Linked DNA regions of Homo sapiens: region 2 is linked to region 1. A link is a contact called in ENCODE Hi-C or POLR2A ChIA-PET data. All regions are on one chromosome and are shown on one strand. The core of a region is the stretch at or near the end of the contact, and the rest is flanking DNA. Distances in the headings are between cores, read along the strand shown.

Region 1 (5,025 bases), core at 1,579-4,078:
TCATGGCTGGTTCAAGGCTCATACCCTGGGATTTCCCACTTTCTTTCTTTTGCTTTTCTTGCTTCTTGCTGTTTCTGCCTGGAATGTCCTTTTTCTTTTGGTGGGGGGTGGCCAGGGCGGGGGCCGGTGGGGGCAGAGTCTTGCTCTGTCGCCCAGGCTGGAGTGCAATAGCGTGATCTCAGCTCACTGCACCCTCCGCCTCCTGGGCTCAAGTCATCCTCCCACCTCAGCCTCCTGAGTAGCTGGGACTATAGGCGGATGCCAGCAGGCCCAGCTAATTTTTGTATTTCTGGTAGAAGTGGGGTTTGGCCACGTTGCCCAAGCTGGTCTCAAACTCCTAAGCTCAAGCAGTCCTCCCACCTTGGCCTCCCAAAGTGCTGGGATCACAGGGTGGGCCACTGCACCTAGCCTGGTATGTCCTTTCTTGTCCAAATCTTTGTTGGACTTATAAATGCATTTAATATGATATTTTCTTTTCTTTTTTTTCTTTTTTTCTTTTTTTTTTGAGACAGAGTTTTGCTCTTGTCGCCCAGGCTGGAGTGCAATGGTGTGATCTCAGCTCAACGCAACCTCCGCCTCCCGGGTTCAAGTGATTCTCCTGCCTCAGCCTCCCGAGCAGCTGGGATTACAGCCATGTGCCAACCACGCCCGGCTAATTTTGTATTTTTAGTAAGACAGGGTTTCTCCATGTTGGTCAGGCTGGTCTCGAACTCCCAGCGTCAGGTGATCCACCCGCCTTGACCTCCCAAAGTGCTGGTATTACAGGTGTGAGCCACTGTGCCCGGCTATAGCATACATTTTAAAAGTGTTTTCTATGGCCAGGAAAATTGGAAAATAAATAAAAGTCACCCCTATGCCAACATCAAAACACAGCCACAGTCCTCCCCGTTGTAAATTTCTTACCCAGTCATTTAAAAATAATTTTAGATGCCTTTTTTTTTTCTTTCAGACAAAGTCTCGCTCTGTTGCCCAGGCTGGCGTGTGCAGTGGCATGATCTTGGCTCACTGCAACCTCCACCTCCCAGGTTCAACTGATTCTCCAGCCTCAGCCTCTCCAGTAGCTGGGATTACACGCATGTGCCACCATGCCCGGCTAATTTTTTTTGTATTTTTTTAGTAGAGACGGGGTTTTACCATGTTGACCAGGCTGGTCTCAAACTCCTGACCTCAGGTGATCCACCCGCCTCGGCCTCCCAAGGTGCCAGGATTACAGGCATGAGCCACTGTGCCCAGCCTAATTTTTGTGTTTTTAGTAGAGACAGGGTTTTGCCATGTTGGCCAGGTTGGTCTGGTATTCCTGGCCTCAAGTGATCTGCTCTCCTTGGCCTCCCAAAGTGCTGGAATTACAGGCGTGAGCCACCGCGCCTGGCCTTATAGGATATTTTCTAATTTTAAAAAGACATGCTCATTTTTAGAGAATTTGGAAAACATAAAAATCTAGAGAAAAAATTATTGGCAATCCCACCATCCTAATATAATCAAAGACACCTGTCCTAGGTCAAATGTCCTACCTGGCTACACCGAACCCACCCTGAGCTCCTCTCCTCTAATATATAAAATGAGTCAGGTTTTTTCTCTATAAGTACATTCATAGCTACAAATATCAGGATCATACCAGATACACATAATATTTAATATTCTTTTTTTCACTGGGCATAATATGAACTAGAATTATAGCATACTTTTTTTTTTTTTTTTTGAGACGGAGTCTTGCTCTGTCGCCCAGGCTGGAGTGCAGTGGTGCAATCTCGGCTCACTGCAACCTCCACCTCCCGGGTTCAAGTGATTCTCTAGCCTCAGCCTCCCGAGTAGCTGGGATTACAGGAGCGTGCCATGCCCAACTAATTTTTTTTGTATTTTTTAGTAGAGACAGGGTTTCACCATGTTGACCAGGTTGGTCTCGAACTCCTGACCTCAGGTGATCTACCCGCCTCGGCCTCCCAAAGTGCTAGGATTACAGGCGTGAGCCAGCATGCCCAGCCTAATTTTTGTATTTTTAGTAGAGACAGGGTTTTGCCATGTTGGCCAGGTTGGTCTGGAACTCCTGGCCTCAAGTGATCTGCCCGCCTCGGTCTCCCAAAGTGCTGGAATTACAGGCATGAGCCATCACACCCAGCCAGATGCTTCTATTTATTTAAACTTTAACCTCTGTAGGTCAAATGGTAGTGATGGTACCCACCTTCACAGGGTTTTTGTGAGCATTAAATTAGACAAATGAAACACAGGCCCTGTCCCAGCGGAGATCATGGCATGTGGGCAGGGGTCGAGGGTGGGAGCCAGGGGACACTCAGGCAGTGATAAAACAAGGTGACTGGTGACACAGAGAGGGGAGCTGTGCAGTGTAGCAGTGGTCAGCAGTCCTGCAGCCAGCTTCTCAGCCACAGACATACTTACTGTGAGACCTGGGCACATGACTTCACCTCCCTCAGCCTCCTCTGTTTCCTCTTCTGTTAAATGGGCATGGATTCAATAACATCATACAGGTAGAGGGCTTAGCTCATGCCTGGCATGTCACAAGGGCTCCATCAATGACAGTTTTCAGTGTTCCATCAAATCTTACATACGTGCAATTGTAGGATGCACCACCACCTATTAAACCACCACCGCATTCATTGTAAGACGTATCTGACTTTAGAGAGGTCAAAATACAGGGGAAAAAAGTCTTAAATTTCACTATATCCAGTGTCATTATTCAGAAGGGTCTGGGACACTGAGGTAGGGCTCCTGAGTTAGCTCAGGGACACACTCATCCGTCACTCTCAATTTCTTCGTCTCTGTCCCTCTCTCTGGCCTTCTCTTCGTTTTCTGAGCCTTCCACTAGGTGGCACCCGGGCCTGGGTGCCTGCTGTGGAGCTGATGCCCTGAGGTCAGTCCTGCCCCTCCGGCTTCTCCATGCTTTCTTCCCCTTTCCTTTTTCCTCCTCCCCACCTTTTATCCTGCAAGTGGGAGGCTTTGATTCAGTGCTCAGAGGTTCCCTGTAGGATTGCAGAACTTGAAGAACAGCTACAGGGCTCCTGCCGTCCACTGGCTCCAGCCCATCCCAAGCGGGAATTCCTTCCCAGCAAGTCCCCAGCTCTCACTTGCATACCTTCAGTGGCAGGAAACTCACTACTTCATGAGGATCCCGTTCCATCGTGGTCATGCACTTGGGCTCTGAAGACGCTCCCCCGAGGGTCCTAGGGAACCCACTTTCTAGTCCTTCAACAGCAGGCGACTTGGGCCTTTGTCTACTTTGTGTACTGGGGAGTCCCCAAGGCCTGGCACAGGCGAGGCATTGAGTGAATGAATGACAGTCAATGAACACACTCAGTTGTTCTGTGCATCTGTTTCATTACCTGTGAAACAGGGTTAATAATAGTATTTACCTCATAAGGCTGTGAGGATTAAATGAGACAGGACCTCTAAACAGGTTTAGTGCCATGCCTGGTACATAATAAATCCTCAGCAAATATTGTTTTCCTCTTATTTTTTCTCTTCTTTAATAGCTACAGATAGCTCTACTCTTTTTTTCTTTTTTTTTTTGACGTGGAGTTTCGCTCTTGTTGCCCAAGCTAGAGTGCAGTGGTGTGATATTGGCTCACCGCAACCTCCACCTCCCAGGTTCAAGTTATTCTCCTGCCTTAGCCTCCTGAATAGCTGGGATTACAGGCATGTGCCACCATGCCCAGCTAATTTTTGTATTTTTAGTACAGATGGGGTTTCTCCATGTTGCTCAGGCTGGTCTCCAACTCCCGACCTCAGATGATCCGCTGGCCTTGGCCTCCCAAAGTGCTGGGATTACAGGTGTGAGCCACCACACCTGGCTGCCATAGCTCTGCTCTTATTATCTGAAAGATCTGTTTTAGAGCAAAGTGATTCTGATTTTTTTTTTTTTTTTTTTAGACAGGGTCTCATACTGTTGCCCAGGCTTGGAGTACATGGCATGATCACAACTCACTGCAGCCTCGACCTCCTGGGCTCAGGCAATCCTCCCACCTTAGCCTCCCAAGTAGCTGGGACTACAGACGCATGCCACCATGCCTGGCTAATTAAAAAAATTTTTTTGTAGAGACTGGGTTTTTCATGTGGCCCAGGCTGGTCTTGAACTCCTGGGCTCAAGCGATCCACCTGCCTTGGCCTCCCAAAGTGCTGGGATTACAGGCATGAGCCACGGTGCCCGGCCTGATTCTAATTCTTAAAATTTTCACACAGGCTGGGTGCGGTGGCTCCCACCTGTAATTCCAGCACTGAGCCCTTACTGCATCTCATTAATTCTTCCACCTGTGTTCCTGGGCATTCTTCTCCCATTTTATAGATGAAGGAACCAAGGCACACAAAGGTCACATAGGCTGGGCGCGGTGGCTCACGCCTGTAATCCTAGCACTTTAGAAGGCCAAGGCAGGCATATTGCTTGAGCCCAGGAGTTTGAGGCCAGCCTTGGTAACATGGAGAAACCCCATCTCTACAAAAAAATTAGCCAGGCGTGATGGCACGCACCTGTAGTCCCAGCTACTCTGGGAGCTGAGGCAGGAAGATCTCCTGAGCCTGGGAGGCAGAATCTGTCTCAAAAAAAAAGAAAGTCACATAGCTGGTGAGCAATAGAACCAGGATTTAGATCTTGTCTGTCTGACTCCAGAACCCACCCCTTCACCTCTAAGCCTTATTAGTAGAGACAGGGTTTCACCATGTTGACCAGACTGGTCTCGAACTCCTAACCTCATGATCCACCCGCCTCAGCCTCCCAAAGTGCTGGGATTACAGGTGTGAGCCACCACGTGCCTGGCCTTTTTTTTTTTTTTTTTTTGAGATGAAGTCTCACTCTGTCATCCAGGCTGGAGTGCAGTGACACAATCTTGGCTCACTGTGAGCCGGGTGTGGTGGCACGCACCTGTAGTCTCAGCTACTCAGGAGGCTGAGGCAGAAGAATCGCTTAAGCCCGGGAGGCGGAGGTTGCAGTGGGCCAAGATCGAGCCACTGCACTCCAGCCTGGGTGACAGAGCTAGACTTCCAGTCAAAAAAAAAAAAGATCCTCATAGGAGCACGAAC
Region 2 (5,682 bases), core at 1,733-4,232, 82 kb after region 1:
CAGAATTAAGACCATGTTGGCTTGGCCTATGGTTAGTTTATTATATTCAATATACCATATGTGGTTTCAACCTTCAGGATTAGAAGCATCTGCCAGACTGCCACTACCACCAGGTGGGAACTTTTCATTCTTTATCAAAAGAGCAGGGTTAGTACAAAAAAAGTTCAAGGTTAAGCTTGAGTTTGCTCTTGAATTAACTTCAGTGAACCCTGATCCTGTTGACACTTACTAGGTAACTAAAGGACAGTCAGATTGGACTCTGCCATCTTAGTCCATCGGCCTCAGCAGCTCTTGCTGGACTTGTAGCTAAAGCTTGAGAGTCCATTAGTAGTGAGAATGTTTTTCTTTTTTTCCTCTCTCTCTTTTTTGTTAATGTGAAAGTGCAAAAGTAAAGAGGAATAATCTATGACATAGGATCTTATTGGTTCTGTACAAATACTCTTAATTAAAAATTTTTAATTAAAATTATATATATATATATTTTTTTTGGCATGGAGTTCCGCTCTGTCGCCCAGGCTGGAGTGCAGTGGCATGATCTCGGCTAACTACAACCTCTGCCTCCCAGGTTCAAGCAGTTCTGCCTCAGCCTCCCGGGTAGCTGGGATTACAGGCGCTTGCCACCACGCTTGGCTAATTTTTGTATTTTTAGTAGAGACGGGATTTCTCCATGTTGGTCAGGCTGATCTCGGACTCCTGACATGAGGTGATCCGCCCTCCTTGGCCTCCCAAAGTGTTGGGATTACAGGTATGAGCCACCACGCCCAGCCAAAATTTTCATTTTTTTAAGATATGGGGATCTTGCCATGTTGCCCAGGCTGGTCCCAAATTCCTGAACTCAAGTAATCCCCTTGTGGTGGCGTCCCAAAGTGCTGGGTAAAAGTACTTTTGAATTATGGATTTTGGCTTCCTGTGCTACCAAATTTCACTATTTCTTGATTTTTGTGGTATTCACCTTTACAACTGAACAGGTCATATATTAACTAGCCTTTATCTAATGCTTTCTTTAAAGGAAATGTAGACGTGCTTATATTTTTAACACATCTACATTTCTCTTAAAGAGAAGAGATTAAGCTCTTTTTATTTAATTTGTCTGGAAGAAGTTGAGATAGTGTAGATCTACAGGTTTTATATTTAGTAATTTTTAAGGAGTAAAAATGAAGTCTTCTAATTTTTCTAGACTCTATCTAAGATTATTGTTTTTAGACTTTTTCATCTTATACCACAATGAGATGATAAAGCTTAAAACATTAACATGTCGGCCGGGTGCGGTGGCTCACGCCTGTAATCCCTGTACTTTGGGAGGCTGAGGCGGTCAGTCAGGAGTTCGAGACCAGCCTGGCCAAGATGGTGAAACCCCATCTCTACTCATAATACAAAAATTAGGAGGCATGGTGGCATGTGCCTGTAGTCCCAGCTACTCGGGAGGCTAAGGCAGAAGAATCACTTGAACCCAGGAGGTGGAGGTTGCAGTGAGCCGAGATTGTGCCACTGCACTCCAGCCTGGGCGACAGAGTGAGACTCTGCCTCACCAAAAAAAAAAAAAAAAAGAAAAAGAAAGAAAACTTTAGCATGTCTGTAATTGGTAGATATAATCTCTATCATTTATTTAATGATAATTAAAAATAGCGGGGCATGGTGGCACATGCCTGTGGTCTCAGCTACTAGTGGGGCTGAAGCAGGAGATTGAGGCTGTAGTGAGCCACTCTGATTGCACCACTCCACTCCAGCCTGGGTGGCAGAGTGAGACTCTGTCTCAAAACAAAAGAAAACAAACAAAAAAACATAATGTAAGAATCATGAAGTGACTTTAAAATCTTTATTTTATAATAATGTTATAAGTTTTCTGAAGCTACTTAATTTATCACTATACAGAATAAACAGATATATAAAAAATGATCAGTAAGTTTTTGTTTCCCTACTAAAGCCAGAATAATGGTCATGAGGTAATAGATAGCATTGGGTGCTTACTATGGGCCAGGCACAGTGTGCCAGCCGTTTGCATGTGTTAGCTAATTTAATCCTCATATAAACTTTGAAATAGGTGCTATCAATACTGTTTAACACATGAGAATTAGAGAGATCATTGTTTGGGTATGGTTGCAGGGCCAGTAAGTAGCAGTACTGTGATTTGTACTAACGTCTTTGGGATTTCAGAACCTGAATCAATAACTTTGTTTATGTTATTTTTCTCTATTTATTTGAAACTTGAATGCTTTCCTAACAGAATTTCTTATGTTCTGTTTTCAGTCACCCTGAAAAAAAAATTCTGAGAATATTTAAGGATATTTCTAAAACATACTAACAACTAGTGAGCCTAGATGGTTCATTAGATGACTTTGGTTGCTTTCAGTTCTCTTGGTAAAATTTGAAAGGCAACTAAAATTTCCATTACCTCACCTCGTTGCATTTTGGGGGCCTGGTTAATTAGTATTTTATAAAGCACTTTAGAGGGTTTATTTATAAACTTGTTAAGGAACCTGACTTGAATGTCTTTTTTTTTTTTAAGGCAGAGTTTCACTGTTGCCCAGGATGGAGTGCAGTGGTGTCATCACAGGTCACTGCCACCTTGACCTCCTGGGCTCAAGTGATCCTCCTCCTTTAGCTCCCTGAGTAGCTGGGACTTGCAGTGCCACCATGCCCAGCTAATTTTTTTTAAATTAATTTTTTTGTGGAGATGAGGTCTCACTGTGTTGCCTAAGATGGTCTTGAACTCCTGGACTCAAGTTATCCTCCCACTTTGGCCTCCCATTACAGGCATGAGCCATTGTGCTTGGCCTCACATATTTTGATTTTAGGATTGTTTTCCAATTGAGAAATGTCTAAATGGTTCAAGTTTAACAAAAATCATATACTAATTTGTTAATTATTTTTCTGTGAGTTCTTTTCTTTCTGCCCTCTCCCTTTCTCCCTTCCTCCCCCTTCAGAGGTTGGTAGAAAAAAAAAAAAAAGGCAAGGAAGTTTCTTTTTGTGGAGAGAGGAAATGACTGTTGGTTCAAGACTTTATCCATATTAGGTATAAACTAAATATAGACGTGTAATCCAGGAGTGAAGTCACATCTATAAAGTTTCTTAAGCAAAGCTAATGAGATCAGCCAGTGCTTTTGGATCTGTTTTTTCCCCCCTTGCTTTTGGCTCACTTACCAAACTGATTAGTCTTATAGTCTGCCTGCCTTTGCTTCTTTAAAAAAAGAATAAAAAAATTATAAGGAATCTTTCTGTAAAACAAGCACACAAATTTTTAAAAAGTTGCTTTGTATATGAAGCATAGTCACTTATGCCTCCCTTTGAGGGGAGGTTATAAATAAATTAGCTTCTTTAATTTCTTGACCTTGTCATTTTCCTCACACCAATTCTTCTTCTTTTTTTTTTGTTTTTTGAGTTGGTTTTATCCTTGAGTCTTTGTCACATATTTTTACTGTGAGGCTGGACTCATCTTTGTAAGTTGTAAGAAACGTGTTTTACTTAGTATTTTCTTGGTTTATTCCATTTTTAACCATTAAAGCAGATCTCAGTATGGCTAAATGGTAATAGGATTTCTTCTGATTGGCTGGTTAGAGAGATTGTAATAGAACGGAATGATGGAATAAATCTGCTTCTGGTCACAGCACATGTCCTTCTCAAATAAGGACTTTGAAAAGTCCCCCAAAGCATTCTTACAATAATTATTTCCAACTCTTGTGTTCCTTCTTAGAGCCCTTTGCAAGCATTCCTAAACACTCAAGCCCTTACGAACGTGCTATGCTTCTGAAGAGAAGAACTATATACACACATCTGTGGCGCATCTTACTATAAATACTTTGGAATACAACTAATTGTGTAAAAAGTTTAGCTTAACATATTTCGGGGTTTTAGGGATCAGTTCATGAAACTAAATGTTCTCCAAGCCTAAGTTGGAATCTGTTCTGAATCCTTCTCTGACCATGTTGTTCCCTTAGCAGAACTACTCTTTCCTACTGTTTGGGGCAGTTTGTGCATTTTTATATTCTGCCACTCATCTGAATCACCTTTAATTACATTTTTGTTCCAGGCTAGAATGTAAATTCCAGGAGATCAAGGATAAGGGATTATTTTCTTTTTTCTTCTTTTTATATTTTAAATTTAAAAAATTATTATGTTCTTCTAAAGACTAAGGGACTATTTTCTTCATCTTTTATATCTACCCCCTACCACAAACCTTTATATATAGGAGATAATTCATTAATTCAGTAAGCATTTATTAGTGTTTTTTGGCAAATTGGTGTGCATAGTATAGGAATATAAGCATGTAAGAGAGAATATATTAAATATTTTCTGTTATTGTGTTCTATATTACCTCATAGTAAAATACCAGAGTTAAAAGTAGTATTCAGTTATTGAACTTGAGACATGTAATTGGGGTTTTGTAACTAGCTACTCACTATATAGCTATTGGTCTAAACCTAACAGATTGGTTTAGAGAACTAGAATATTATGTAACTGGAAGGCCAGGTTCAAGTCCTATGTGTATCCTAATTGATCTGCTACCTCATCTGTCAAGTGGGTGTATTTCTTGGAGGTGATGTTCAGTCCAGTTTGTATTATTTTATATGCCAAGGTAGCCTTAGGCTTGGCTTAAGCTTAGGCTTAGGCAGAAAGTTGAGCCCTGAGATTCCAACGTCAGATCCAGAGAATTAAATTCTCATAATTAGAAGCAATCTATTAGATAACAAAAATAGAGCCAATACAAATTCTTCATGATAATGGAGGCAGTTTGCCAAAGAAAGAAAAAATATTTCAGGAGTGAATTCTTTGACCCGAAAGAATATATTTTATTTCCCAGGTGAGCTCCTGAAAGAAAGTTTAAGGAAAGATTTTGTTTGTTGTATCTAAAATAAAGCAGACACAGAACCATTCTTCTTCTTCTTTTTTTTTTAAAGCCAGTCAAATTTATAGAATTTTCCTTCATCATATTTGAGTAACCTGTGCATTGAAATCCGAAGTAAAATATTTCAGTAAGAAACATCCTGCTATGTTATACTCTTCAGATATTTGAAGTTTTAGGCCAGCAAAGAAGATAGACAAGAATTCTGAATATTAACTTTCACAGCTGAAATACAGTGTTGAATATATAATTTTTGCGGAAACTAATTTTGTAATGTATATATATAGAGAGAGACGGAGTCTTGCTCTCTCGCCCAGGCTAGAGTGCAGTGGCACGATCTCAGCTCACTGCAGTCTCCGCCTCCCAGATTCAAGCGATTCTCCTGCCTCAGCCTCCTGAGTAGCTGGAATTACAGGTGCCCGCCACCGTGTCCAGCTAATTTTTGTATTATTAGTAGAGACGGGGTTTCACCATCTTGGCCAGGCTGGTCTTGAACCCCTGACCTCATGATCCACCCACCTTGGCCTCCCAAAGTGCTGGGATTACAGGTGTGAGCCACAGCGCCCGGCTGATTTTGTAATATATTTTAATGAACATTTAAAAATACATAATCCAAAATTAAAACAAATGAGGAAGATTCATTAATTTATTCATGTTTGTTGAGAGCTAATATTTTATACTATTAATAAAATATTGTATAGCATTTTCATGATTGCAGTTTTTCATTGTTTATGGTCATCTTCATTAATCCATTGTTCTTAGTCATTTAGAGGTCTGAAATTTGGCTTTAAGCAATATTGTGATATATATCCTTACAGCCAATTTTCTGTGCATGTCAAGCA

What was found. Hi-C counts contacts between places; a loop is a spot of excess contacts on that map. ChIA-PET counts read pairs that join two places held with the same protein, here RNA polymerase II (POLR2A). Pooled maps may share reads with other maps.
Region 2: a loop to region 1 is called in a pooled map, with 3 times the contacts of the local background. The contact joins two enhancer-like sites. A Hi-C loop is called at or near these places in 1 of 168 maps with a recorded cell type or tissue (astrocyte of the cerebellum), 1 of 37 single-sample maps with no recorded cell type and 5 of 50 pooled maps. POLR2A ChIA-PET finds 5 or more read pairs at or near these places in 15 of 52 experiments (AG04449, AG04450, BJ and 12 more).

Annotation. Positions count from the first base shown.
Region 1 is chr1:24,685,908-24,690,932 of GRCh38, forward strand. No RefSeq gene overlaps it. Among named protein-coding and RNA genes, the nearest start is that of SRRM1, 45 kb to the left of the region's middle. Within about 2 kb of position 2,829, at least 2 of the 41 ENCODE cell types and tissues checked have a DNase peak (open chromatin) inside an H3K27ac peak, as active enhancers do.
Region 2 is chr1:24,767,374-24,773,055 of GRCh38, forward strand. The region is part of intron 1 of CLIC4 (chloride intracellular channel 4); the gene reads left to right. Among named protein-coding and RNA genes, the nearest start is that of CLIC4, 25 kb to the left of the region's middle. Within about 2 kb of position 2,983, at least 8 of the 41 ENCODE cell types and tissues checked have a DNase peak (open chromatin) inside an H3K27ac peak, as active enhancers do.